Regions from separate parts of the Mus musculus genome. Here region 2 is linked to region 1. Evidence: chromatin loops called from intact Hi-C (ENCODE). Cell type or tissue: gastrocnemius. All regions are shown on one strand. Links, peaks and the distances in the headings refer to the core of each region. The heading gives the core; the rest is flanking DNA. Region 1 overlaps Rap1gap2 (RAP1 GTPase activating protein 2). Region 2 overlaps Rap1gap2 (RAP1 GTPase activating protein 2).

Region 1 (8,330 bases), core at 183-8,182:
TGTAACAAGTGGCCACGGCTCAGGGTCTGAAGACAGCACAGGTTTGTCACTCCCTATTTCTAAAACACCCTATCCCCTGGTTATTACTGGAAGTTGCATTCCCCGTGGTGGTTTTGAGAGGACCCATGTCCTAGCCCCATCCAGCTTTTGGTAGGCCGCCTCTGTGCCTTGGTATCTCCCTTGCTTTGTTTCCAGAGCTAGTGACTCTGAGCCAATTCCTTCTTCTCATGCTACTACCCTGCCCCTGCTGGTTTCCTTTCCTGATGACGTTGTGCCCACCTGGGTCACGCTGCTTCTCCTCCCATGTCAGGGTCAGTCACAGCAGCCTGGAACCTATCTGTGACAGCAACACTCATGGCGGTGTGAGCTTACACATCTGTAGTTCTGGGAATCAGGATGAGGGCATCTCTGAGGAACAGATGGGTTGTTCTTATGGTTCAAAGGTGGAGGCCAGGTCTTGTTCAGGCCTTGCCTCCTCATATGTAAGACAGGGAACCACACCAGCTTATGACTCTGAAAGATTCCATGGCCTTGTGACTGAGGCGCCTCCATTCGGGTTTCATTATTTTGTGAACCTGTAACTGGTGAGTTCTCACATGCCCTTACCTTGATTGTATAGCCTTGGGGTTGGAGGTTCATTGAATGTTCTCCATGTTTTTCTACAGAGGAAAGAAGGCTACATAACCTGTTGTCATGTTAGAGTTGAGACATGACCCCCATTTAAAAATAGCGTTTGAATATTTATTTATTTTAATTTATGTGTATGAGTGTTTTGCCTGCATATATGTCCATATACCATGTACATTTCTGGTGCCCAAAGAAGTCAGAAGAGGGCATTGGTTGGATCCCCTGAAACCTGAGTTACAGGTGATTGGGAGTCATCTTGTGGGTGCTGGGAATCAAACCCAAGTCCTCTGCAAAAGCACAAAGCGCTCTTAACCACAGAGCCATTTTCCAGTCCTATGATTGCTTTGTAATGTTCAGTTAGCAAACTTGCAAATCACACAGACACACACACACATACACACACACAGACACACAGACACAGACACACACACACACACACACACACACACACACAGAGAGAGAGAGAGAGAGAGAGAGAGAGAGAGAGAGAGAGAGAGGATGAGAATGCTTTATTTCCTCAGCTATAACAGAGGCTTGTCAAATTTTTTCATTTGTTTAGATTTTGTTTTTGTTTTTGTTTTTGTTTTTTTTTTTGAAACAGGCTTTCACTATGTAGCACTGGTTAGCCTGGAACTCAATATGTAGCTCAGACTGGACTCAAACTTATAGATCTGCCTATCTCTGTCTCCTAAGTGCTGGGATTAAAATCATTCACTATGAATGGACATTTTGGGGAGACAGTTTCATGTAGCCTAGCCTGGCCTCAAACTTGCCTCTCAAGTGCTGGGATTACAGATGTGCACTATCATGTCTGGCTATGTGCCACTGGAGTTCCTGGACATTGAACCCAGGGCTTGAGGAGTGCTAGCCAAGCCCTCACTAAAAAGAGCTGTACCCCTTCCTCATTATTTCTTCCTCCTCCTCCTCTTCTTCTTCTTTCCCTTCCCCTTCTTCCCCTTCCTCCCCTTCCCCTTCTTCCACCTTTTCCCCTTCTCCCCCCTTTTCCCCTTCTTCCCCTTCCTCTTCTTCCCCTTCTTCCCCTTCCCCTCCTCCTCCTCCTTCCCCCTCCCCCTCTCCTTCCTCCTCTTTCTTCTTTCTTCTGTCTTGTCATATTTTGGAGGCTGGCCTGGATTTTGCTTATTGCCCAAGCTAGCCTGAAACTCATGGTTATTCCTTCTTAGCTTCTTGGATGCTGGGATTATAAGCAACCCCAGCCTTTGTCTAACCTTTTCTTTAAAGTGCCATTGCTTGCCTCCAGTCACACACTGTCATCCTCCTCTGATCTAGCTTGAATTTTTCTTGCTGCACATTCAGATCACTGTCTTACAATTTAGCAGTCTGCTCATAGGTAGATAATGACACCTAATCCCCTATAAATCTGTTTTCTGCCTTATTCTAACCACAGCACAAATGTGCTTCCTAGACCCTTGTCATCTCTATGTTAGTGGAGTGGGCATCTGTGTGTGGGCCTGGGGTCATTAGGCTGAGGGTGGGAGGCAACTCATTGTGCGTAGATAACCCCAGGTGACCTGCCTGGTGTGGAAACTCCCCCTCCTGGTCCTCCAGGTCAGATAGCGTTGCCAGGCTACCGGAGGCTCCAGTGGGGAGAGAGAACAGGCACACATGTTTAAAATTCAATATTGTGTCCTGGCAAACACTCCAGCGGGGCCTTCCAGCCCACTGATAATCTCTAATTCTCCCCACTCCTTGCGGGCGGGGCTCTGCCCTGAGACCCAGATGGTCTCTTCTGGGAATTGCCTGTCAGCTGTTGTGAGGGACAGGGTGGGGGTGGGCTTGTCACTATCTTGGATCATTCTGAGCAGATTCCTGGGAGGCCTGGGCTGGCTGGTGCAGACCTGTCCTTCAGAGGGTATTCCAGAGGATGAAAACCTAGCAAGGCCATGTCCTGTCACAGGTGGTGTCCATTTGAGAGGAAAGGCTCCTTTTCAGAGAAGAGCCCTTTCCTAGGTCACTCAAAGGGCACCCATGACTCTTTCCATGGGACCTCCTGTAAATGGAGACTTTTCACTAAATTGGTTGAATCTCAATTTGAAGGTGGGATTCCAGGTGTAATATGGCTGGCTTCCCTGCAGCCTCATTTCTTTCTGAGGTAGTTCAAGGGTTCCTCAAAGCTGGGGTCCTGATAGAAGAGTTAGGGAGTGAGCAGGCAGTCCATATGTGCAGTGGGAAAGTAGGCCACCTCTTCCACAGGTTCACACAGCCGCTTCGGGTGTCTAAGAAGCACCTGGCCCGTTAGGTCTTCCTGACAGGAAGGGATCACATGGATCCAGCACTGGAGGTCAGGAGCAAGTCGTGTGATTTTTTTTTTTTTTCTTGCTCGTACAAGCCTCTTACCCGTGGCTCAGAATCTTCTCCCCACCCATAGCCCTTCTCCAGGCACAGCTGGGAAGCTGCTCCCCCTACCCAGCATTCCATGCACGCCTCTAGTGCGGTTTCAGCTCCTCACACACCACAGGGTGTTAGGAGGATCCCCAAATTCACTTTACAGTGTCGTCGAATGTTTCTCACGGGTGAGTTCTGCCTAGGGCCTGGGGACACACACAGCAGGAAACAGAGCAGATACAGTTCTTATCCCCATATGCCCGACTCCTAGACAGAGAGACACTGTGAACAGAAAGCCGGCACCTGTTGCTGCTCCTCCGTGCTCTGATGGAGAGCCATGCATTGTATTTTGGAATGGATGACTTTAAGAGTGGCATATTAGGGTTTCTATTGCTGTGATAAAATACTGTGACTAAAAGCAACCTGGGGGGAGGAAAGGACTCATGTTGTCTCACACTCCCAGTAACAAACCATCACTGAAGGAAGTCAGTGCAGAACTCACACAGGGCAGGAACCTGGAGGCAGGAGCTGAGGCCATAGAGGAGTGCTGCTTACTGGTCTGCTTCTCATGGCTTGCTCAGCCTGCTTTCTTATCTCGCACCCAGGACACCACTCAGTGAATTGGGCCCTACCACATCAGTCATCAATCAAGGAGAGGTACCATAGGCTTGCCCACGGGGCAATCTGGTGGTGGAGGATATTTTTTTCAACTGAGATTCCCTCTTCCAAAATGACTCTAGGATTGAATCAAGTTGACAAAATCTAACCAGCACAAATGGGAAAGGCAAATGTGTTTGGGGCTTGGGAAGAGTCTACAGGAAGGTGACAGGCAAGCTGTGCCTAGCAGAGAAGGAAGGGCTTTGTGAAGGGCAGGAAGAGTATGTCTAGATCCTGGGGATAATAAATGCAAAGTACGTGGACAGGCAAGCGCCTGCTCCCCAGGAGCAGACAGGAATCATGGCTGCAGGGGTGTACTACACAGGGGAGGGTGGAGAGGCGGCAGCACACATGTGGATCCTGGGAGTAGGTTTGGATATTTTAAAAAATAATTTATTTCTTTTATGTATACTGGTGGTCTGACTGCATGCATGTCTGTGTGAGGGTGTTGAATCCCCTGGAAACGGAGTTACAGACAGTTGTGAGCTGCCATGTGGGTGCTGGGAATTGAATCCAGACTCTCTGGAAGAGCACACAGTGCTCTTAACCGCTGAGCCGTCTCCCTGGGCCAGGGGTTTGAGTTTGGATTCTTAAGAAATATGTTTTGGTTAATATTTTGTGTGTGTGTGTGTTGCCGTCAGAGCACAGCTTGTGGGACTGGCTCTCTCCTATCGTGTGGGGCTTAGAGATGGAACTCAGGTCATCAGGCTTGGTTGCAAGTCTTTACAGGCTGAGCCGTCTCCCTGGGCCAGGGGTTTGAGTTTAATTAACAGAGAGATGTGATCTACATCTGGCAGCCGTGTGTGCAGAATGAATTATCGATCCGCAGATGTGGGAGGAGGAAGGCTTCGTGAGAAGCTGCCACTAGAATCCAGGACCTTGGACCTGTGCAGTCAGTGGAGGTGTCAAGAAGGAGTGGATGGTCGTTATGTTAGAGAGGTCAAGTCAATGGAATGGGCTGGTGGCAGGTGAGGGGGAGGGAGAGAGCTAGATGGGTCGGCCAAAGGAGACAGGAAGGTTGTCACAGAAGGTGTGAGGTGTGTGGAATTCCACCGAGGTGGCCAGGCCTGAGACTCCACCCACCCTAAAAGGAAGTGTGTCTCCCAAGTGCCAAGCCCAGTGCCTGCTCTGCCCGCTGAAGACAGAGGGCTCCCTTGGCACCCAGGTGCTCTGCTTTCTAGAGGTGTTTGACTTGCGCTGCCTGCCAGCTCCAGGAGATGGCGCTCTGTAGATTTCACCGTGTGCCCTGCTGAGCTCACCTGTATCCCTCCCTGCCCTAGCAACCACATCCCCACCTTTAGGCCTTTGAGAACAAAGTCAAGGTGTTCACATTCCTGGTGGTCCTGTCGGACTAGTTACTCACAGGGTACCACTTGTCAAAGGACTCTTTGATTTAATGAAAATGGCTCAGGATGGTGGTATTCACCTGTAATGCCTGTACTTGGGAGACTGAGGCAGGAGGATTGGAAGTTCAAGGCCAGTCTGGGCTCCAGAATGACACTGTTTAAAAACAAAACAAAACAAAACAAAATCTAAAGAACAAACAAAAGCAATGAAGTTGGGTCTGTGCCTTGGGTCCAGGGCACCTGCTCCTTAGGGAGCCTAAAGGCCCTGGGAACACAGGTAAGATTGAGGAAAGCTGGAACACTTGGATGGATCTGCTTGCTGGGTGCTGGGCAATCCACTGTCTGGGCCTCACATGCTGAATGGCTAGGAGGTGACCTGGAACTTCTTTGACCTGTGGGTTGCTTCTTCCCTGTGACTCCCCCTTGTAGCCAACACCATCAACGACAAGGTAGTTTTGTGGCTAGGGGAGAGGTCCTGAGCTGCTCAGCTGCGTACTGTGTCGGCTGGGTAGACCCACTCCAGACTCACTATTCAGCTCTCTTATACCATACCTGAGCCAACACAGCTTCCTCAGTCAGGGCAAGGATGTCTGATGGGCCTCACTTTTTGCTTTGCTTTGCTGGCTGGTCCACTGTTTCAGTCTAGCCCTGCTTGAAAACCTTGAGTCCCAGATCCGCAAGGTGGCTTACACCCTTAGGACCAGGGCTCCTTAACATCTCTGACACATGAGCTGGATACAGCCATTACTTTGGTTAGCAAGGTGTTGGGTTGTGAGCAAAAGGATAAGGGACTGCCTTCATGTTCCCTTGCTCTGAGACCCTCCTCTGTTGTCCGTGATCCTGAGCCTGGGTCATCTGGGGAGACAGAGTGGAACTGATGCGGATGACAACTGTTTATGATGGGCAGGCGTGTGCAGCTGATCTCTTTTTCCTTGTCTTTGGGGCCCATAAACCTCAGAGGGACTGGGTGTGTGTTTGCAATGAGTGAGTGTTTACTGCGTGTGTGGGGCGTGGGGGTGGACTTGAATGCAAATGTTTTGGGTAGCACTCTGTTATGCCAGCCCAGTGTTTGGGGCGTCTGGGGGTGGATATCCTGGGACTCTGCACTGTGAATGCATTTTTCAGCCAAATGATTTCCCCAAACAGGGACCTCTGGGCCTGGAATGGACAGTCCACCGTTCCTCCCATAAACCAAGTTGGGGTCTTCATTTGCCCCAGCACCCCATTTATCAGCCCCAGCTGGAAAACCAGGGAAGGCACTCATGTTATTTGACATATGGTTTATGGAAGGGAGAGCTGTCTAGCGTCAAAGTCTCCATGTACTGTACATGTATAATTAGTCTGCTGGAGCTGAGGGACTGAAGTACTTATTTAGGTAATCATTAACTAGAACATGGAAAAGAAGCGAACATGCAATTTGCAGATGTTCTCCCTTCCTGCAGGTTAACCTGAAGCGAAGCTCCCAGCTGGTGGGGAGGCTGAGGCCCCCCCCAACCCCCACCCCCACCCCAGCCTCCCTCTGCCATGGCTCTCTGGTGACAGAAGGCTGGGGAATCTTTTAATGGTGGCCAGGACCGGTGGGGATGACTCAGATGACATGTCCTGTGCACATCAGAAGAGTCATGCACCCCACCCCTTTTTTAAATGAGCCTTTTCCCACTCTCCCTCTTTGCTCTAAACCATTGCTTCTCAACCTTCCTATTGCTGTGACCCTTTAAAACAGTTCCTCATGTTGTGGTGACCTCCAACCGTGAAATTATTTCCATTTCTACTTCATAAGTGTGATTTTGCCACTGTTATAAATTGTAATGTAACAAGCTGATATGCGGGATATCTGATATCTCAACCTGCGGCTGCAAAACCAATCAATCAACTCAGTGTTCAGCCCCAGCAGCACGTTTGTTGTGCACCTACTGTGTGCATGGTGAGAACCAAGCTCCGGTAAAATCCCAGGACTCTGTTGTCCCAGGTGCAGGAAGGTGTTCAGAAGAAGAGCCTAGATCATTGAGATTCTTCCAGAACTATCCTCAAACCTGCACTCACTACTGACTGACGGTGCTGGCCCGGGTAGTGGATAGGTGCCTTGTTCTTCACTTTGAAGCAGAGGCTGGGCAGCAGAGGTCACCAAGGCAGGATGGTGCTGGGCAGTACTGGTCTGCTGCTGGTGACAGGCACCTAATGGTCCCTCAGGGGACAACAACAGCTTCCCTGCAGGAGAGTGGGAAGTGAGGCACTGGAGAGCAGAGGTCCACCAGGGAATGTAGGCAGCAGTCTGGAGATTCAGTTCCTAACATTTGACCAGTGTGAGGTTGGGTCCTTTTTGGCAACCCTGGCCATGAGTTATGCGATGGTCTAGAAGACCCCGCATGCTGGGGACTAGTGTGCCGAGCTGGGGTTCACAGCCAAGTTACTGGCAGGACTCAGAAATCCTCTCTGGTAGGTAGCCAAATTCCTAGTTCCCCAAGAAGACTCCTCAGGGGCAGGAGATGGAAGGATGTTCAGGCAGGGACAGCTAGCTAGTGAGAGGGAAACAGGAGCTCTGGGTCAGGCCAGGTGCCACATCTCACCGTGGTGAGTTCGGTCTGGGTGACAATACACAGAATTCTCTTCATTTCTCTCTGGGCACAAGTCCAGGCCAGTGCTGGGGAGGAGGGGGCTCATACTGAACCATCATGGTCAGCACCTGTGGTCCCAAACTTGTCTGTGAATGGGAGAGAATGGATGCTAGACAGAAAGTCTTGCTGACTGGTTCCTACTCCAGAGTCCCAAGTGTGCCATGCAGGAAGTGCCAACCAGAAAGTGAGCAGGGGTCAGGGACAGAGAAGGAATGGGAGAGGGAAGTGTGAAGGCAGGCCTGTCACATGACTGGACTCCCCACCAGGCTGTCAGGAGGCAGCCCTTGCCATCTGTGTCTTCCAGGGCCAAGGAAGCTTTTCTGGAAGGCCCGTGGCTTCACCCTTTCATCTCTGGGGTCTGTTCCCTCTCTTCTTCCTTTCAGCAGGAAGCCTCATGCAACCCTGAGGTCTCTGTGAGGTCAAAGTCACACGTGTCCCTCTTTATCTCCCTGTCTGCTGAACCCACCAGTTCCCCCGCTGACAGAGACTCAACAAGGTTTGTCTCCAGTGACCTCAAGGGATCTTTATAGCTGTTTTTCTTGAAGCTGAGTTTCATGTGGGGAAAACTGGAAATTTCAGGCCACACACTAGATCAAGACCAAGGGCTCTGCCAGAGGACATCAAGGCCAGGAGACTCTCTACAGTGCTGATGCCTGCACCTCAACCAGCACTGGGCGGCTTGGTAACTGGAACCCAGCTGCATCCTGAAAAGTGGGGCTGTTCCTTCAAGGCAGCCGTGTTC
Region 2 (8,330 bases), core at 303-8,302, 71 kb after region 1:
CAGACAATAGAGGCTACATGATGTTGATTGGAGGGTGGTAGTCCTACATCTCATTCGTGGCTTGTCTTGAGGGCTGTGGCATCTACCAGCAGCCTTTCTGAGTCTCTGTCCCATGTCAGGTGGAATGGCAGGCAGGATGAGGCCTTTCACCATTCCAAGGTGTCTAAGGTGTCCCTGGGGTCCTGAAGAATAGTATTTGCATGGATGTATGTGGAAGCTCTTCCTGGATGTCTCAAGGGAAGCAAGGGGCTTCGCTCTTCCTCCAGAGACATTCCTTAGGGGTAATGCACAGGCCTGAGTCCAGCTGTAAGGGTACACCGGCTTCAGCTTAGTCCATATATGTTGGCTGGTGCCAAGTTCTGAGACTACTCTGTCTTGACAGGCTCACACCATGGTGAGGAAAATCTACTAATTGCTGTAGCAAGAAGTCCAGGTGACTCTGGCACAGCTGGTCAAAGCACGTGTGTTCTTTCCCTTTTCCTTCCATGTGGTACTGGCCTCTCCAGCTTTGTCATCAGGTTTGGTCTCCCCGATGGCTTCAGTGCTTTCAGATGCTTTCCCCAAAGCCATCAGCAGACATCCCTCCAGCTTCTCTAGTAAGGGATAAGTTAAATTAGTGCTTTAGATTGAGCCTGAGTACTTTGTATCCCAGGGAGGAGGAGGAGGAGGAGGAGGAGGAGGAGGAGGAGGAGGAGACATTGGAATGCATGTTGGTCCTGCCAGCAAGAGATCTGCCAGTTGGAGTTTGGTACCTGTACTTGAGTCACTAATAGTACAGGTATCCAGGAGCCTTTGCTCTTTAGGCCCCAGAACAACTGATACAAAGAGACCGTCATCATAGACCCTGGGTCTTGCATTATTAGCCTCCTCTTAGAAGTGTGTTTTGAGCACTCTTGGATGCATTACCCCTTTGGCCTCAGTACTGCAGTTCTTGTTCCTGGCGTGGTGCTGAGCACACAGCAAGCACACTGTGCTTAATATCAATACCATGAGATGCTGCACGTGTGATGTGCTGGCCTCTCCTTTAAGAGCTTTATAGGCTCTCAAGGCTACTCCTTGTGTTGACACACCCTGTCCCATTGCACATAAGTCTCAAAGAAGCTTAGCAACCTGCAGGGTTCTCAGCTAACGGGGCACAGCAGGGAGCCCAGGCATGACTCCTGGCAGCAGCGTCTAACACTTTTGTGCTTTCTACCACTAAGTTGTGTTGTCCAGCCATCTTATTGAGAAACTAGATAGATGACCAGAGGGCAATGATGTAAGGGCTTGGGGCCACTGGAGAAAACCTCTGAAATGTACTTACACTTCAAACACTATGGAAGCAAAACAGAGTGTTATCCCAGGGAGCCAGGATCCTGGAGCACTTTGTTGGTTGGAAGTCCTGCCGTAGTTGGAGCTGAGTTCTAAGCATCAGAAGCAGTATTGCACTCTAGAGAAGTCTGAGGAGGGATTGTCACCCCAGGTCCAGCTCTTCTAGGGGTCCAGTCACCGTTTCTATGGCTCAGTTATTCTCATTTTCTCATGCACCATGACAAACCTGACTGTCCTGGTTGTCATTGGCCAGACACTTAACAGCTGGCCAGTACCCACCCAACCTGCCCCACATTTTGCTTTTTTGCAAGCTATAAGTGAACACAAGGTTCTGTACCCATAGGAGCTCCTTTGTGTGCCCAGTCTGAGCACATACCTCTTTGAACAGCCATGCAGATCTGTAGTGTTGATCTGGAAAGTATAACTTCAGCTCTCTAAGTCCAAGGGATGGTAAGTTGCAGCTTTGGGTCAGAGATGAGCAGGAACTTGTTACAGGGTTCTACATCAAGGGTGGATGGAGCTGCACAAGTCACACCTGTGGTCACAGTGGGGAGGGAAGTCCAGTACACACTTAGGAGGAAGCTTAGCTTTGTGAACACAGAGCTGATGTGTGGTTGAGGACGTGGTAGCTCAGTGGTAGAGCTCTTACCCAGCATGAACGAGATCTTAGGTCTTTTCCTCAGTGACAGACAACACACACACACACACACACACACACACACACACACACACCAGAATAAAAAGGAGTTAGTGTTCAGCACCTGTGTTTAGCCCCCATCCTTTATGGAATTGTGACACACCCATTTTATAGACAATGAAGCCATAACTCAGAGAGGTAGAGTTGCTCACTGGACAGTGTCATTGAGGTTTGCTGAGCTGCAGGACTTGCTTCCTCTCCCCATAAGACGAGGATAGCAGGTTGGCCCACCTTGCAGCACTGAGCCCTCAGACCCTGCCTTGAGAGAATTTAGAGATCTCTGTAGACACCAATTACTGAGGCGTGGACTTCTGTAACAGTGTGTACATTCATTGCTCGTGTGTGTGTGCATGCGTGTACACTTGAGCCCAGGGCAGAGTGTCATCCAGTAGTACCAGGTTCTGACTTTCAGACCTTTCTCACACTTCACAGAGGGCCATCCGTGTGCGCAGCCATTCCATGGAGACCATGGTGGGTAGCCAGAGGAAGCTGCATGGCGGGAACCTCCCTGGCAGCCTCAGCGGGGGCATTGTCCACAACAGCATGGAGGTCACCAAGACCACCTTCTCGGTGAGTGTTTTCACACTGAGCCAGCATGTGGGGGAAGAGGAGGAGGGAGGAAGGGTGTATCCCATGCCAGGTTTGGGCTAGGCAACTTTAGCAGGGCAAGCTGGTTGATGGGCTGGGGAACACTGAAGCTGCTGAGGAGGTGAGCCAACCTCTGCTTGATGACAGTGGCTCTGTGGTACTTCTAGGCCAGGTCGCCCCTGGGGTTGGCTTGTACCATGAATTGTTCTCTGAGTTTTCTTAAGAACTGAGCTTGGGGACTCATGAGGTAGACCCTAATTATTGATGATGGTAACAGTGACCACACCAGCTTGCTCTGTACCAGGCACTGAGCTGGCGACTGATATCCAAGATCCTACCTGATCCCTGTCACGGTTGTCTGTGTAGACACAGGAGCACTCTCTGTTCCTGACTTTAGGAAAAGGAGGCTCAGAGAGGTTAGGTAACTGACTAAAAGTCACCCAGCTAAGATGAAGGTCTGGGTTTTGAATGCAGGACCTCCTGATAGAAAACTTAGCCTCTTCATTACTGTGTGTTCAGTTCTTGGGGAGAGCCAGCCTTGTGGGTCTGTGAGCTCAGGCCTCTTGACTCACACAAGGGGAGGGAACCACATAGTCAGCCATTAATAAGGCAAGTGGCTTTTGATTTGTATAGAGTGGAATTTTCTTTGAAAAAAAAATTAAGTAACAGAATAGACTCACCAAGGTGTTGACTTCTATTATAAACAGCCTTTTGAGCAATGGCTTGATTTACCTAATATTTTCACATATATCACCTTGTTTCTCCCAGAAGGTCATGTTAGCGGCAGAGGATGGGGAAACTGAGGCCCAGAGAGTCTGACCATTCTCCCAGAGTGGCACAGCACATAATGGGCATTGAGGCTGGGGTTAGAAACCTAGCAGGCTCCATGGCTTCTTGCTCAGACCTTCACCTCTGTGTCCCCCTCCTCCCCGGAGACCGGAGACTGCCCATCAGTGCATCCGGACTCAGCTCAGCTGCTCTCATTGGTCTGTTGCTGTAACTCCTGCCTGGGTCCATTGATACCCATTTATTCACGAGCAATGATGGAAACTCAGGAGCCCTGGGTCCTTATTGCTAGCTGACCTTGACACATCCCTGTCTCCTGGTCCTCGGCTTTCTAATTAGTGAGGTGAAAGGTTGACGCTGGACTATCCAGGGGACCTCTAGATGTTTCAATCTGTGATTTAAATCATCTCAACCAGCTCAGCATCTGGCCCCACTATGGTGATCCTTCAAGTGCTCTAGGCTCTGTTGGACCATTACCTGCCGGCACAGGCTTGGTTTAAGAGCAGGAAAGAGGCCGTGAGTGGCCCAAGTGCCGGGGTCTGAGCTCTTTGCTGGTTTCTCCGGTCTCACAAGACAAGGATTCATGTGAAGATCAGAGAAGGGGTGGGAAGAACCGGGTGGGCGTGTGCACTCACTGTGGCGGTTTTATCGTCAGCCTCCAGTGGCCGCAGCAACCGCGAAGAACCAGTCACGGAGCCCCATCAAGCGGCGGTCGGGACTCTTCCCCCGCCTGCACTCGGGCTCTGAAGGCCAGGGAGACAGCCGGACACGATGGTAACTGTCAGGTCCTGGATGCCAGCCCAGCTGTGAGGCCAGTCAGCTCTCTTCTCCTTGATAACTGTCAGGTGCCCACGCATGGGCACAGGTTTTCCTAGTGTCAGGCTTCCCCTGAACCTCGGCCTCACTTCAGGTGCCTGCATGTCCTGTTCCTTGTGTTTAGGAGAGAGGTCCTGACTGGGCAGCGATCAGAGTTTCTGATGCAAAGAAACTGAATAGATTTCTATGACTGCTCAGAGAGAGTGCACAGAGCCCCAGTGTACTCAGACAAGTAGAAGGTCTCCTGGCAAGCACAATTGGGAAGACTGCATGGTGTGTGTGTGTGTGTGTGTGGGGTTTCCAAAGCTAGGAGGGAAGTTCATTGTAGTGACCCAACCCTGTGGTTTGACGGTCAGGAGGTCACTAGTCACCTCACTAAAGTGCATGGAGGGATGGGAAAGTGGCTCAGTGGTTAATGTTGCTGGTCATGTATGAGGACTTGGGTTTGGATCCCTAGCATCCTTATAAAAAGCCAGGTGTGGTGACAGGAGAGTCCCTGGGGCTTTCTGGTTAATCAGTGAGTTCAAGGGTCAGTGAGGGATTGCCTTAGAAAATGAGGAGGAAAGCTGTGGCGGGCACACCTCGTGGTGACTTCTGACCTCCATAGGCACAGGCAGTTGAAAGCACTGTGCACACATGCATAGGCCTTCCCCCCCACTCCACACCTACACACACACACACACACACACACACACACAGAGTTTATATAGGTCATCGACACCTCTAGGGTGCCTGTGATTGCAAAGGTAGATAGCACGTGTTATGGAGGATGCGGAGATACTGGCACATTTGTACATTGCTGGTGGGGATGTGAGATAGTGCATCTGCTCTGAAACCAGTGTGGCAGCCCTCCAAGGGCTAAACATAGAGTTCCCATCAGACCCCGCAATCCCACCCGTTGGTATGTACGTACGAGACCATGAGAATTGAAAGCAGTTGCCCACAACACCAACACATATTTATTAATTGTAGCATTATTCACGGTAGCTCGTAGTGGGAACAATCGAAGGGCCTGTCATCCGATGACTAGATAAGCAAGATGAGCTGAGTATACCCACAAAATGTACAAATAACAAGCACTGAGATGCCGATGCAGGCTACAGCCCAGGGAAGACTTTGAAAGTGTTAAGGTAGTGGAATCCAGATGCGAAGACCATGTATGCTGTCAAGTCCCATTTCTGTGGAATGTCCAGACTAGGCAGAGTTCATAGAGACAGAAATAAATAGGTTAGGGGTGGGGGTGGGGGTGGGCAGTGATTGCAGATGAGCCAGAGTCTTTTTTTTAAAAGGCCTTAAAATGTTCTAAAATTAGACTGTGGCAATGGCTGCACAATTCCATGAACACTTAAAAAATGTGACATGTACATTATGCCTCATTAATGCTGCTATTACAAGAAGTGCACGGAAGGGCTGGCGAGAGGGCTCAGCAGTTAAGAGCACTGGCTGCTCTTGCAGAGGACAGTGGTTCAGTTCCTAGCATCCACACAGAGGCTCACAACCATGTGTAATTCTAGTTCCAGGGGATCCAGTGCTGGCTACAGACCCATGAGTACACTGTGGTGCACATACACACACGCAGGCGAACACACATAGACAATAAATAAGTACACAAACAAGGCTTAAAGAGAAAAAGAGATCAGTGGTCCTGGGGCTCAGAAATACTAATGAAGAAACAAGCGAATTGAGGACAGAGCTGTCCTGGTCCTGGTACAGGGTAAATTGTGATCTTTGCTGAATGGCAGGAGAAGGAAGCTTTTGGATCCTTGGGCTTAGGGAATCCCTTCACTTCCCAGCACCCAGGGATGCTTGTCATATGTAGGATCTTCTCAAGGGTCATTACAGCATGTGTCCCCCCTCCCCCCCTCCCCCCCCCTCCTACCCAGTCCCTCTCAGGAATCCAAGGGTACTGCATTGATTTCTGAATGGCCCCGCTCAGTTCACTATGGGACCGGCTCTCCATTCATAGCTCTGCCCGGGGGGGATGGGCAGCATGGGAGAGGGATAGACTTGGCTGGAGGCCATCAGGAGCTCTGTTTGGTGGCCTTGGACTGTCACCATGAATTCAAATTGGCCTTTGTTGTAGGGAGCAGAAACCTCTGCTGTCTTATGTAATCTCAGAGGCTCAGGTCTGGAGGGAAGAGGCGGCTACCCTCTGTGTACTGGCCCCCGCAGCCTGAGCTCTGACTGAGGCCAAGGGTGGACAAGGGCAGGCTCCTGGCCTCCAGCTTCACTTCTCTTTATTCTCCTTCCCCAGTGACAGTGCCTCCAGCACCCCCAAAACCCCAGATGGCGGACACTCTTCTCAGGAGATAAAGTCTGAGACCTCGTCAAATCCCAGCTCTCCAGAAATTTGTCCCAACAAAGAGAAGTAAGGGAGTTGGGTTTTGGGAAAGGCAGGCTGGCGGGGGGGGGGGGCAGGTGGGGTGGGGTGGGGTGGGGTGGCAGTTCTTGACTTTGGAAGTCTCTGGAACACAAAGACCACCAAGCAGAGGCTGGGGGAGCTGTCTTGGGCAAGCGCAGTTTTCTGGTGGACCTGCCTCTCTCTCCATCTGCCTTGCCTCCAATTCTCTGCAGGCCCTTCATCAAGTTGAAGGAGAATGGCCGTGCCAACATCTCCCGCTCCTCCTCCAGCACCAGCAGCTTCAGCAGCACAGCAGGGGAGGGCGAGGCCATGGAGGAGTGTGACAGTGGGGTAAGCGAGTCTCAGTCAACCAGAGAACAGCACTCTGAGGCTGTCTTAGTCAGGGTTTCTATTCCTGCACAAACATCAGGACCAAGAAGCAAGTTGGGGAGGAAAGGGTTTATTCAGCTTACACTTTCCGCATTGCTGTTCATCACCAAAGGAAGTCAGGACTGGAACTCAAGCAGGTCAGGAAGCAGGAGCTGATACAGAGGCCACAGAAGGATTTTACTTACCTGCTTGCTTCCCCTGGCTTGCTCAGCTTGTTTTCTTATAGAACCCAAGGCTACCATCCCAGGGATGGCACCACCCACAAGGGGCCCTCCCACCCTTGATCACTAATGAGAAAATGCCACACAAAACACCCAGTACAGGGGCCTAGCTGGTCATACTCTGCTTTAAAAGAATACCATGGAGAAGGAGTGGCCTCTGCAGCTGTTGCTACCAAGAAGAGCACTGAGTCTCAGCAGAGAGCAGTGAGTCTCAGCAGAGAGCAGTGAGTCTCAGCAGAATGCTTGAGAGCTGTGGTGGAGGTTGCTTATGCCAGGGGGACACCAACTCGAAAGGAAAGAGGTCAGGGAAAGGCTGAAGTCATGGCTGATGCAGAAGAGCCGTAGAGGTTGGAGGCAGTGGCTTTCGTGATCCATCTCAAGACAGCTGTAGGGCTGCTGGGTATACACTGGCCATGCTCACCCAGTTTCTCTCCTCAGAGCAGCCAGCCATCCACAACCTCGCCCTTCAAGCAGGAGGTGTTTGCCTACAGCCCATCCCCGAGCAGCGAGAGCCCCAGCCTGGGGGCTGCCGCCACGCCCATCATCATGAGCCGGAGTCCCACAGGTCAGTAGCATGTGAGGATCTGCGTGATGTAGTTAGAAGGGCAGAGCTGTGTCCTGACTGCAGTCCTAAGGGCATGTTCCCCAGGCACGCTTGATGGGCCAACTTCTCCTTTTCTAAGCTGTCAGGCCCGTTACCTCCACTAGGGTACCCCATCTTCCTATCATCTTCTTATCTTCGTATATATGGGGAGACAGAGGCTCAGAGGATTGAATGATTTCATGTTGATCCCACGGTAGAGAAGTTAAGAAGGCTGTACACTCTACTGACTTCTTGCTCTACCCTGTTACCACCGAGGGCCAGTGCTACCACAGCAGTGATTCTGAGCACCCGACAGTGAGAGGAAATGGCAGTGGAGGGGGCTGGAGGAATGAGAGACTGTGTTCTGTGTGTGTGTGTGTGAGGTTTAGGGCAGTGGGGTCATGGAGATGGAGAGGTGAGAAAGGACAGGGGTTATGGGGACCATGACTGGCCTGCCAGGAGGCCTGGGGAGGACTCGGGCATTGTTGGTAAATGCCACGGAAGGTTCTGGAAGAGCTGCCTGGCACTGAGGAAGACCATTTGGCAGCTGCATGCTGAGTATAGAAAGAATCGGTGGAAGCTGGGGAGGAGGCACCT

The links. Peaks named below come from ENCODE experiments on the same cell type or tissue, not always from the same donor. Only the 100,000 strongest peaks of a DNase experiment are listed, where the experiment ranks them.
Region 2: a loop joins it to region 1, with 4 times the contacts of the local background. A loop is called at or near these places in 7 of 42 quality-filtered maps.

What each region holds. Positions count from the first base shown.
Region 1 is chr11:74,462,372-74,470,701 of GRCm38, reverse strand. All of the region lies in intron 3 of Rap1gap2 (RAP1 GTPase activating protein 2), which reads left to right. Among named protein-coding and RNA genes, the nearest start is that of Olfr412, 100 kb to the right of the region's middle. In gastrocnemius, for the core only: a CTCF peak has its summit at 4,823 (motif pointing right); DNase peaks (open chromatin) are centred at 2,314, 4,797, 7,384 and 7,832.
Region 2 is chr11:74,391,605-74,399,934 of GRCm38, reverse strand. Rap1gap2 (RAP1 GTPase activating protein 2) reads left to right here. Exons shown (of 25, transcript NM_001015046.3): 18 at 2,441-2,578; 19 at 4,038-4,156; 20 at 6,453-6,566; 21 at 6,773-6,890; 22 at 7,589-7,715. Among named protein-coding and RNA genes, the nearest start is that of Olfr412, 31 kb to the right of the region's middle. In gastrocnemius, for the core only: no CTCF peak of the experiment used is centred there; DNase peaks (open chromatin) are centred at 4,153, 5,015, 6,203 and 6,813.